Regions from separate parts of the Mus musculus genome. Here region 2 is linked to region 1. The links are chromatin loops, found by intact Hi-C in ENCODE. Cell type or tissue: heart. All regions are shown on one strand.

The links. Hi-C counts contacts between places; a loop is a spot of excess contacts. Peaks named below come from ENCODE experiments on the same cell type or tissue, not always from the same donor. Only the 100,000 strongest peaks of a DNase experiment are listed, where the experiment ranks them.
Region 2: it touches region 1 in a loop (2.9-fold over the local background); 7 of 42 quality-filtered maps call a loop at or near these places.

What each region holds. Positions count from the first base shown.
Region 1 is chr16:17,206,498-17,211,497 of GRCm38, forward strand. Rimbp3 (RIMS binding protein 3) reads left to right here and starts at 1,638. Exons shown (of 1, transcript NM_001033338.3): 1 at 1,638-5,000. The coding sequence starts at 2,217. In heart, CTCF peaks have their summits at 2,782 and 3,701 (motif pointing right); DNase peaks (open chromatin) are centred at 2,544, 2,784 and 3,684; H3K4me3 peaks cover 2,689 bases; H3K27ac peaks cover 2,239 bases; H3K27me3 peaks cover 1,991 bases.
Region 2 is chr16:17,290,183-17,295,182 of GRCm38, forward strand. Pi4ka (phosphatidylinositol 4-kinase alpha) reads right to left here. Exons shown (of 55, transcript NM_001373955.1): 41 at 3,661-3,828; 42 at 2,698-2,751; 43 at 933-1,053. Among named protein-coding and RNA genes, the nearest start is that of Tmem191c, 16 kb to the left of the region's middle. In heart, a CTCF peak has its summit at 2,844 (motif pointing left); no DNase peak of the experiment used is centred here.

The DNA.
Region 1 (5,000 bases):
AAAGGTAAAGCAGCTGTATGTAGAGTCATCAAGGCAACCCTGTGGGCTAGAGCATCTTGGGAACTCTAAGCCCAGCCTGGAGAGTCCAGAAAGGCTCCTTGGAGTAGAAAACTACCAAATCAATACCAAAAGACAGGAAAAAGTGAGCAGTAGGTAAGAGGACAAGAGTAGGTTTGAGTCAGGTGTAGGGTGCACACCTGTGATCCCAGCTGTCTGGTAGCCTGATGCAGGAAGACCACTAGTGCAAGGTCAGCCTGGACAAATTAGCAACATCCTAACTCAAATATGAATTTAAAAAGGAGATGGGTATAGTGCCATGCACATACCTCTAATCCCACTTGGGAGGCAGAGGCAAGTTGATCTTTGTGAGTTTGAGCCCAGCCTGGTCTACATAGCAACTTCCAAGTCAGCCAGGACATAGAAAGACCAGACCCTGTCTCCAAAACAAAGACAAACACAAAACAAAAAATTCCACCATCGCCACTACTACCACCACCACCAGAAACTTCAAACAGACATTCATGCATGGTGCTGCATACCTTTATTCCAGGCAAGGTCTCTGTGACTTCTAGGATAGCCCAGTAGACATCAGTTCTAAGCCATCCAGAGCTACAGAGTGAGACTATATATATATATATATTTTTTTTTTAATGTTTTGGGGAGCTGGAAAGATGGCTCAAGGGTTATGGGTGCTTGCTGATCTTGCAGAAAACATGGCTTTGGTTCCTCCTCCTGAATGGTGGGATTAAAAGGATATACCACCACTGCTCATCTTAACATCTTACTTTTTTTTTTAAAGATTTATTTATTTATTACATGTAAGTACACTGTAGCTGTCTTCAGACACTCCAGAAGAGGGCATCAGATCTTGTTACAGATGGTTGTAAGCCACCATATGGTTGCTGGGATTTGAACTCAGGACCTTCGGAAGAGCATTTGGTACTCTTAACCACTGAGCCATCTCTCCAGCCCCAACATCTTACATTTTTAAAGGGGCTGAAGACTGAAGATATAATGAATAGTAAAGTGCTTGCCTATTACTTACTAAATGAGACCTTGGGCTCAGTCTCTACTACTACTAGTACTACTACTACTTCACAGAGAGAGAGACAGAGACAGACAGAAACAGAGACAGGATATGAATCTCAGTGGTATAAAATTTGCCCAGCATGTTTGAGGTGGGTGCAATCAATCCTCAGTCACTGCCACCTGCTGATTCAAAAAGGCTCAGATGCAAGACATGTTGGTCAACTCCTGCAATCCAAGCACTGGGGAAGCAGAGACAGCCTGCTCTATAGAGTGAATTCCAGAACAGCCAGCTCTACACACACACACACACACACACACACACACACACACACACACGTCTCAAACAAACAAACAAACAAACAACACAAAGTTTCAGTTGATATAAGAAAAGGCACCGGGCAGTGATGGCCTTTAATCCCAGCATTTGGGAGGCAGAGTCAGGCGGATATCTGAGTTTGAGGCCAGCCTGGTCTACAGAGTGAGTTCCAGGACAGCTAGGGCTACACAGAGGAACGCTGTCTCAAAAAAAACAAAAACAAAAACAAAAACAAAAAAAAAACACAAAAAAACAAAAAACAAAAAAACAAAACCAAAAAGAAAAAAGAAAAGAAAAAGAACAAAGAAAAGGCTTAGCATGTTGGGTCCTGCGTAGGAACAGAGGAGTTATAGCCACTTAGGGCTCAGAGCTCAACCACAAATTTAAGCAGATCTTGTAAGAAGTTTACCTAATTTCAAAACTCGACCAGAAACCCTAGTAGAGCCAGGTGAGATCTGACCAGAATCCATTTTTACTCAGGCCCAGGATCAGCGATCATCTAGGAACCCTACTGGGGATCTAATTCTGGAAAGGATTGCACACTGCCAGGGCGAAAGTGGAACAGGTCACAAAAGCCCTAAAGCAGATATGTGTGGGCTCCGAAATATGCCCGGGGTATCCGGGGAAGTTCAGAGGCTAGTTTGAAAGGGGTCTCAGGAGTTTAGGAAGAAGCGAAAGGCACTCAATCTGTGGGGAGGCGACAGGTTATAAGGGAGATCGCCCCCAAGGCGGAAGAGGCGCGCGGAGGGCACCTAGGGGCGCCGGAAGGGGCGCGTGGGGCGGTTGGCAGCGGCCGGGGGCGGAGGCCGTTGGCTAACTGGCCTACCAATACCAAACTATCTCTCTGGCTTCTTGCCGGGCTGCGGCCACAATGACAAAGGACTCACCCACCCCCTTGGGTGGTGGCCGCGCGTCGCCCAAGAAGCCAAGCAGCCCCGGCCCAGCGGCCGCAGTGCTGGAGGAGCAGAGACGAGAGCTAGAAAAACTACGGGCAGAGCTGGAGGGCGAGCGCGCGCGCGGCCGGTCGGAACGGAGGCGTTTCGCTACCCAGACGCGCCAGCTGCGGGAGTCGGCTGAGCAGGAGCGGCAGCAGCTGGCTGACCATCTGCGCTCCAAGTGGGAGGCACGACGCCTCCGGGAGCTGCGGCAGCTGCAGGAGGAGGTGCAGCGCGAGCGTGAGGCCGAGATCCGGCAGCTGCTGCGCTGGAAGGAGGCAGAGATGCGGCAGCTGCAGCAGTTGCTACACCAGGAGCGCGATGTTGTATTGCGCCAGGCAAGGGAGCTTCAGCGTCAGCTGGCCCAGGAGCTAGTGAACCGTGGTTACTGCAGCCGCTCAGGGGCATCCGAAGCCTCCGCGGCACAATGCCGCTGTCGCCTGCAGGAAGTGCTGGCGCTGCTGCGCTGGGAGACCGACGGCGAACAAGCCGCGCGCATCCGCCACCTGCAGGCGGCGCTAGACGTGGAGCGCCAGCTATTCCTTAAATACATCCTAGAGCACTTCCGCTGGCAGCCGGCTTTACCGGGACCCGCGGACCCCCAAGCCACGCATTCCTTGGAAGAGCCGCCCCTAGAAGCCCAGAGTAACACTGGTGGCACCCCAAAGCCTGCTCGTCGACTCGGATCCCTCGAAAGCCTGAACACTGGCGTCCGGGTTCATTCTCCAAACGACCTGCTGCCCACGCGCGCCGGCTCCCTCGAATCTTTGGCAACAGCACATTCCTGCTCACTGGACAACACACTGAATTGCTCCCAGGCTTCTGAATCCGAGGTAAGGGCCCCTGCGACCAGCGCGTCTATTCCAGACACCTCCAGTCCCCAGCCGCCGCCTCAGCTACCATCAATACATAGGAAACCTAATGACCTGCAGAAAGAAAGCTCCGAGAACAAGCCCTGCGAAGCCTCGACCTCCTCGCCTCCGGGTCTGGACTACCAGGAACTGGTGAGGCAGAACTCGGAGCTGGCCGAGGCATTGCAGGTGCTGGTTCGCCGCTGTTGTGACCTGCGCGAAGAAAACTTGCATCTGCGGCGTAAAGGCTTCTCCGAGGAGGCAGGAGAGAAAGTGAAATGGCTCAAGGTGAAGCACGCAGAGCTGACCGATCTCGCTCAGCGCCTTGAAGACAGGGCCCGCAAGCTTCAGGAGACCAATCTGAGGGCCATGAGTGCTCCAGTGCCAGGTGAGAGCCTCGAAGGTCTGGACCTGAGCCAAGTGTTTACCTGCCAGCGTGCTCAGGACCTGTCAGAACAGGCTGGCGCGCTGCAAGCCAAGGATCTACAGATCGAAGCATTGAGGCGGGAGTGCCACCTGCTGCAGGCGCGCATCGCCGCGGACCTTGGCAGCTCCTCGCATCCTGAAGAGGGCGCCACGTGCGCGCAATGGTGCAACATCAGTGACTTGGACCGGCTGCAGCGTGAGTCTCAGCGGGAAGTGCTGCGCCTGCAAAGACAGTTGACTCTACATCAGAGTAAAGCAGGCGCCTGGGCAGACGCGGGCAGACCCAGCACACCCTCGGAGATAACTCGGCACCAGGTGCAGGCGCTGGAACGCGAGTTGGGTTTACAGCGGCGGGAATGCGAGGAACTGAGCGTTCAGGCAGCCGCAGCTGAGCGGCGCTACGAGGAGACAGAGGCACAACTGCAGGCCGCGCTGCACAAAGGCGCCAGGCTGTCAGAGGAGAATGCACGGCTGCAGGCCCTGGCCAACTGGATGAAGAAGATGGCAGATGAGAACAGCAATGTTTCCCGGCAGCAAAGTCACACGAGGCAGAGGCAGGAACTCGAAGCCACTAGCCTGCTGGCTGAGCAGCTGCTGCAACAAGAGGGATATGCGCAAGACAGGCGGCAGCAGCTGCAGCACTACAAGAATAAAGCCCTAAGTGACCTTAGGACTTCCGGGAAAGAGATGCAGGGGTTGCAATTTCAGCCTGGCCACCCCTCAGAGACATCAGAGACCACCCAAGCTTCAGAGTCCCAAGCCAGGGATAGCGGGAGACCCACGTTCAAAACAAAATCTGAAGAACGTGTATTACCTTTGCCTACCAGGGACATACAGCCTCCTGCTTGTCTCTCCCAGCAGGAGAATCCAGTTATCGTTGAGGAACCAGCTGCTGGCCCCCAAGTGTCAGACAGAAATTCAACTAGTCAGTCTCTGGACTCCAAACCGCAAGCCAAGAAAACCAGTTCACAGTCAAATTCCTCCTCAGAGGTAGAGTCCATGTGGGCTACAGTGCCATCTTGCCTTTCTTTGGACATGGACACAGCAAGTGAAGTGGATGATTTAGAACCAGACAGTATGTCCACTCCCCTGGAAATGAGGAGCCTTGAGGCTCCCATCATTCCCAAGCTCAAGCTCTTCTTGGCTAGATCTAGCTACAATCCATTTGAAGGGCCTAGTGAGCATTGTCAAGGCAAGCTGCCCCTCACAGCTGGGGACTATGTCTATGTTTTTGGGGACATGGATGAGGATGGCTTCTATGAAGGGGAGCTTGTGAATGGGCAGCGAGGGCTAGTCCCCTCCAACTTAGTGGAACCGATTTCAGGAAGCCCTATTCTGAACCACCTATTCCTCAAGTCCCCTGACATTGGTCCCACTGCACTACCAGCTGGGCACAGCAAAGTCTTGAAGAAAGGCAGCTTATTACTTGGGGAAGTACAGGAG
Region 2 (5,000 bases), 84 kb after region 1:
CTATACTATTAATGGCCACAGTTGTGCAGTGGCAAAGGAAAGGCCCCTTTTAAACAAGAGATGCAACCTGCTGGACCACAGAGGAGCTGTTGAGTAGATCAGGCCATGTGCCATGGAGTGAACTGTGGTTGTGGTGGAAACTTTGGTGGAAGAGGAAGCAGTGGTGGTGTCCTGGTTATATTAGCAGAGGAGGCTATGGTGGTAGTGACCAGAATACAGAAACCAAATGTTACATGAGGAGGTTATGATGTTTAATCAATAAAGGATGTGTTCCACTCAGGCTGCCTCAGGTGTACATCCTGCGGAGGTTACAGAGACGAGCCATTCCCGTGACTCAGCTCACTGTCTTCAGGCCCCTCTGGAGTTCAGAGACCTTGGATTCTGTGGACCTGGAGTTGCAGGACATTAGGTGGAGGTATCTGTGGTGGTGATAGTAACTATAATGATTTTGGTGATTACAGTGGACCACAGCAACAAAATTATGTTCCCATGAAAGGGGTAGTTCTGGCTGGTGATGGTCAGGTGGTACTTATGAATCTGGTGGTATAAGTGGTGGATATGGAAGGTTTTAGTTTGGTTTGGTTGGTTGAGACCAGGTCTCAATGTGTAGCTTTAGCTGGACTGAATTTGCTTTTTAGATGAGGCTGGCCTCAAACTCACTAAGATTCACCTGCCCCTGCCTCCCATGTGCCACCATGCTCGGCTCTTTAATTTACTTTTTATTAGTTATTTGTGTGTGTGTGTACATACACACACAATGGCACACATGTTAAGGCCAGAGGACAACTTGCAGGAGTCTGTTTTCTCCTTCCACCGTGTGTGTTCCAGGTTGGGGTAGCACAGACCACAGAGGCCTCTGGGAAAGCAGAAGCCCTGTGTGGCCTCTAAGGGTGATGGTGATGGGGAGAGGCCTGACAGGCCAAAATACTCACGGTCTTTCTGGTGCCCTTCTTCATCAAGGTAGATGTTAGTTTTCATGTTCCAAATAAACTGGTGTGCCAGAAGCTGGGATTTGGCTGCAGCCCAGAGAATGTACTCACGCACATAGCCCATCTGTAGGAGGTCAAGGCCACAGTCAATCTTCACTCCTGGAAGAAACTCTTCCTAACCTAGTGTAAGAAGCAACTCCCACTGCCTGACTGTATGGTTCCCACTATGTGGATGTACCCTATAGAGTCAGTGCTCAGTCTAGCCAGTAGCCAGGGGCTGGGTACCATGGGTCTACACTATAGGCGTGGGCTTCCTGTGTTAGTTCCCTTGGTATTTAAGAACCATGGCTCTCAATTTCTACTGCTGTCAAATACAAGACGCAAGTAGGCTAGGTGCCCAAAACTCACTTATAAGGCTGTACAAGGTACCATCCAGAGGGACAGGGTCCAGAAAGTTCTACAGAGTTGGATGTAGCTCACACACTGATAGTTGCCATCTTAAAGACATCTATCCATCTCATTTGTCTCCTGCCATTATCTGGTAGCTCCAGTTTTTTCTCTCTCGTTCTCTCTCTCTCTGTTATGTGCATGGCTGTGTGAGGATGTGAAAGGTTGACACTGGTGTCTCCCCCAGTCACTCTCCACCTTAGTGTTTAAGATATGGTCTGTCAGGTTGGTGAGATGGCTCAGCGGTTAAAAGCGCCGACTGCTCTTCCTGAGTTCAAATCCCAGCAACCACATGGTGGCTCACAACCATCCGTAACAAAAATCTGATGCCCTCTTCTGGAGTGTCTGAAGACAGACAGTGTACACACATATAATAAATAAATAAATAAATAAATAAATAAATAAATAAATAAATCGATCTTTAAAAAAAAAGTGGGGGGAGGGTATGGGGGACTTTTGGGATAGCATTGGAAATGTAAATGAAGAAAATACCTATTAAAAAAAAAAAAGAAAAAAAGATATGGTCTCTCACCAAACCTGGAGCTTGCTGATTTGGTTAAACTGGCTGGCTGGATAGCCTCAAGGCACAAGGTACACAATGTGGACAGCTCTTGGAGTGAGAGGGTGTGGTGGGTACATTACCTTACTTTTGGCTCCCCAGATCTAGGTTTACAGGTGATCTACGAGGATGCCAAGGACTGACTTCAGGTCCTTACACACACATGTTCCTTACACACACAAGGCTGCTATTTTACTAAGCCACTTCACATTCCCAGTAACTCCTAGTTTTAATGGCCATGTCTTAGGTTTGGTGAGATGGCTCACCAGATAAGAACATGTACATTCTGGGAGAAGACTGGAGTTCAGTTCCTAGCACCACAGCAGAATGCTCAGAACTCCAGGGCCACAGAATCCAAGGTCTCTGAACTCCAGAGGGGCCTGAAGACAGTGAGCTGAGACACAGGAGCAGCTCGTCTCTGTAACCTCAGCAGGATGTACACCTGAGGCAGTCTGAGTGGAACACATTCTTTATCAGCTTACCTAAACCTCATGAGAACAGCCAGTCTGAGGGAGGTCATGTCATTTGTTGATACCTGACCCAACAAAGGGGATTCTAGAAGAACAAGCTGCCCACCTGAAGGAAACAGCTAGAAAATGTACCAGAGCCCACCCACTCTGCAGATCTGGGCCTCAGGATGGGGCAGGGAGAACAAAGGGCTCAGTTCTGGCTGGACAGTCCTGTTCCTGAGGGAATGCAGAGCTGGTCTGAGGTAGAATTTAGGGTCCATAGCAATGTGTACAGCTCTTGGAGGACACTTACCTTGTCATATCTGAGGGCCTGCACAATCTGGGGGATGTAGAACAGAATGGCATCCTGTCGAGGAGGAAAGACTGATTTCAGAGGTTACAACACTTAAAACAGCCATGAACCCTGGACCTGCCCACTGGACGCTGCCCCCTGCTGGAGAACTGGGGAAGTGCAGAGGCTAACAAAGTATCTAAGGCTTGAAACACACAGTGAAATCAAAAATGCAGAAGAGTGCAGCTTACCCCAGGTAAAGGGGCTGAAAGTTACTACAAACTTGCTGGTGCTGAAACTGTAGCAATCAGGGATCTAGAACATTCTACAGAAACTCCCTGCTACAGACTTTCCACCATGGCTACTACATAAAATCTTCAGGATCCCTGAAAGTTTGTTGTTGGAGTAAGAGGCATGGGCACACTGCTTACCTCTCAGAGCAGGGGCTAAACTCAAACTGTTTTTAAAACCAAAAGATCCAATTAAAGTTAAAAAAAAACCCAAAACAAACAAACAAACACATACAACTAGAAAACATATGAATTACAACTAAATTCATCACCTCCCTAGTGTTGGTACTAAAAGTGTGTGCCACCATAGCCCAAATTCATCCCCTTCCACTACTGAAGTCAAGAATAAAGGCATACTCTAGATGGACCTATATAGTTGGATGCATGCCTGTTGAGCTGACTTTTTTTTTAATAGATTTATTTATTTATTTATTTATTTATTTATTTATTTATTTATTGTATGTGAGTACCCTATTGCTGTCTTCAGACACACCAGAAGAGGACATCAGATCAGATCTCACTACAGGTGTTTGTGAGCCACCATGTGGTTGCTGGGAATTGAACTCAGGACCTCTGGAAGAGCAGTCAGTGCTCCTGAGTTCTCACTCCAGCCCTGGGCTGCCCACTTAATCTATCCACTTAACCACACTGGGATAGCTATACCCTAGGCTAGCTCACAGGGCTTTAGACTCACCGGAGGGAAGGATCGCAGGACTTTTACCCCATACTGTGCAGTGAGAGGGTGTGGTGGGTACATGCTGGAGAAGTAGGAGAGGCCTGTAGGTGGGTCCGTGGGTGCCCAGCATAAAACATGGCTGAGCTCTGGAGCATCAGCATCGATGGTGTGCCAGGTGACAAGGAACTGGGGAGAAAGTTGGGAGATAGGGTTGCAGGAGTCCTTTCAGTTATGGCCTGCTCCAGAATGGCCGCAGCAAAGGGTCATAGGGTGGGCATGCTCTGCATGCCTTTAATTACAGCACACAGTGGGCACAGTCAGGCAGATCTCTGTGAACCTGAGTCTACAAGGTGAACTCTAGGCCAAGAAAATAAAATAAAATGTGATAATAAAAGCCATTTATGATAAAAATGGAAAGTGCTTCTGACATGTTACACAAAGTAGCATAATTGCAATAAATTCAAGTAGAGGGGCTAGGAGTGAAGCTCAGGAGGTAGTGTGTTCCAGGCTAGTAGCACTGATCCCCAGTACTGCATAAAACCAGTTGTGGTTGTATACATATTACCACATGGCAGATGGAGAATGGAGAATCAGAAATTCAAGGACATCTTTAGCAAATCTGAATTTGAGGTTAGCCTGAGATATATGAAACCCCATCTATAAACACAGTTAAAGCAGACTAAATATTTCCTATCATAAACATAATAATTACTACATACTAGAAATAGAAAATGCAGGGAGTTAAAAAAAATCCTACCACTGAGATTACCCAGTCTTTCTAATGTGATAGATAAAATAATTTTGTTTTAGAGACGGGGTCTTACTCTGTAGTCCTAGCTGTCCTTGAACTCAAGAGGTCTTTGTGCCTCTGCCTCATGACTGCTGAGATTAAAGGCATGCACCACTGTGCCCTGTTCTCTTTACTGAGACAAGGTCTCACTAGGCTGTCCAGACTGGTCCAAACTTCACTTTGTAACTTCGACAGGCCTTTAACTTGTGATCCTCCTGTATCAGTCTCCTAATGGCTGCGATTGTAGACCTATACTGGTGACTAGGCTCAGCAATGACGGTTAATACCAACTTAATTGAGAAATGTATAGATTAATAAAGCACACCTTTGAGTACATCCATGGGGCCCAAAGAGGACTGGGTCCTGAGGCTCTGGCCTGATGGACGGGTTAACCTTTTGAGGAGCCATAATATGGTGGTACTATTTTAAGCTGGTGCAAAGTATCTGGGGCCTTGGTGGAGGAAGTGGGTCACTACAGGTATGTATTTGGAGGCTATACTTTGTCTGGATGCCCCCTCTTGCTCGTCTGTTCATCTGGCAGGATGTGAACAGGTTCTTCCTGCACATG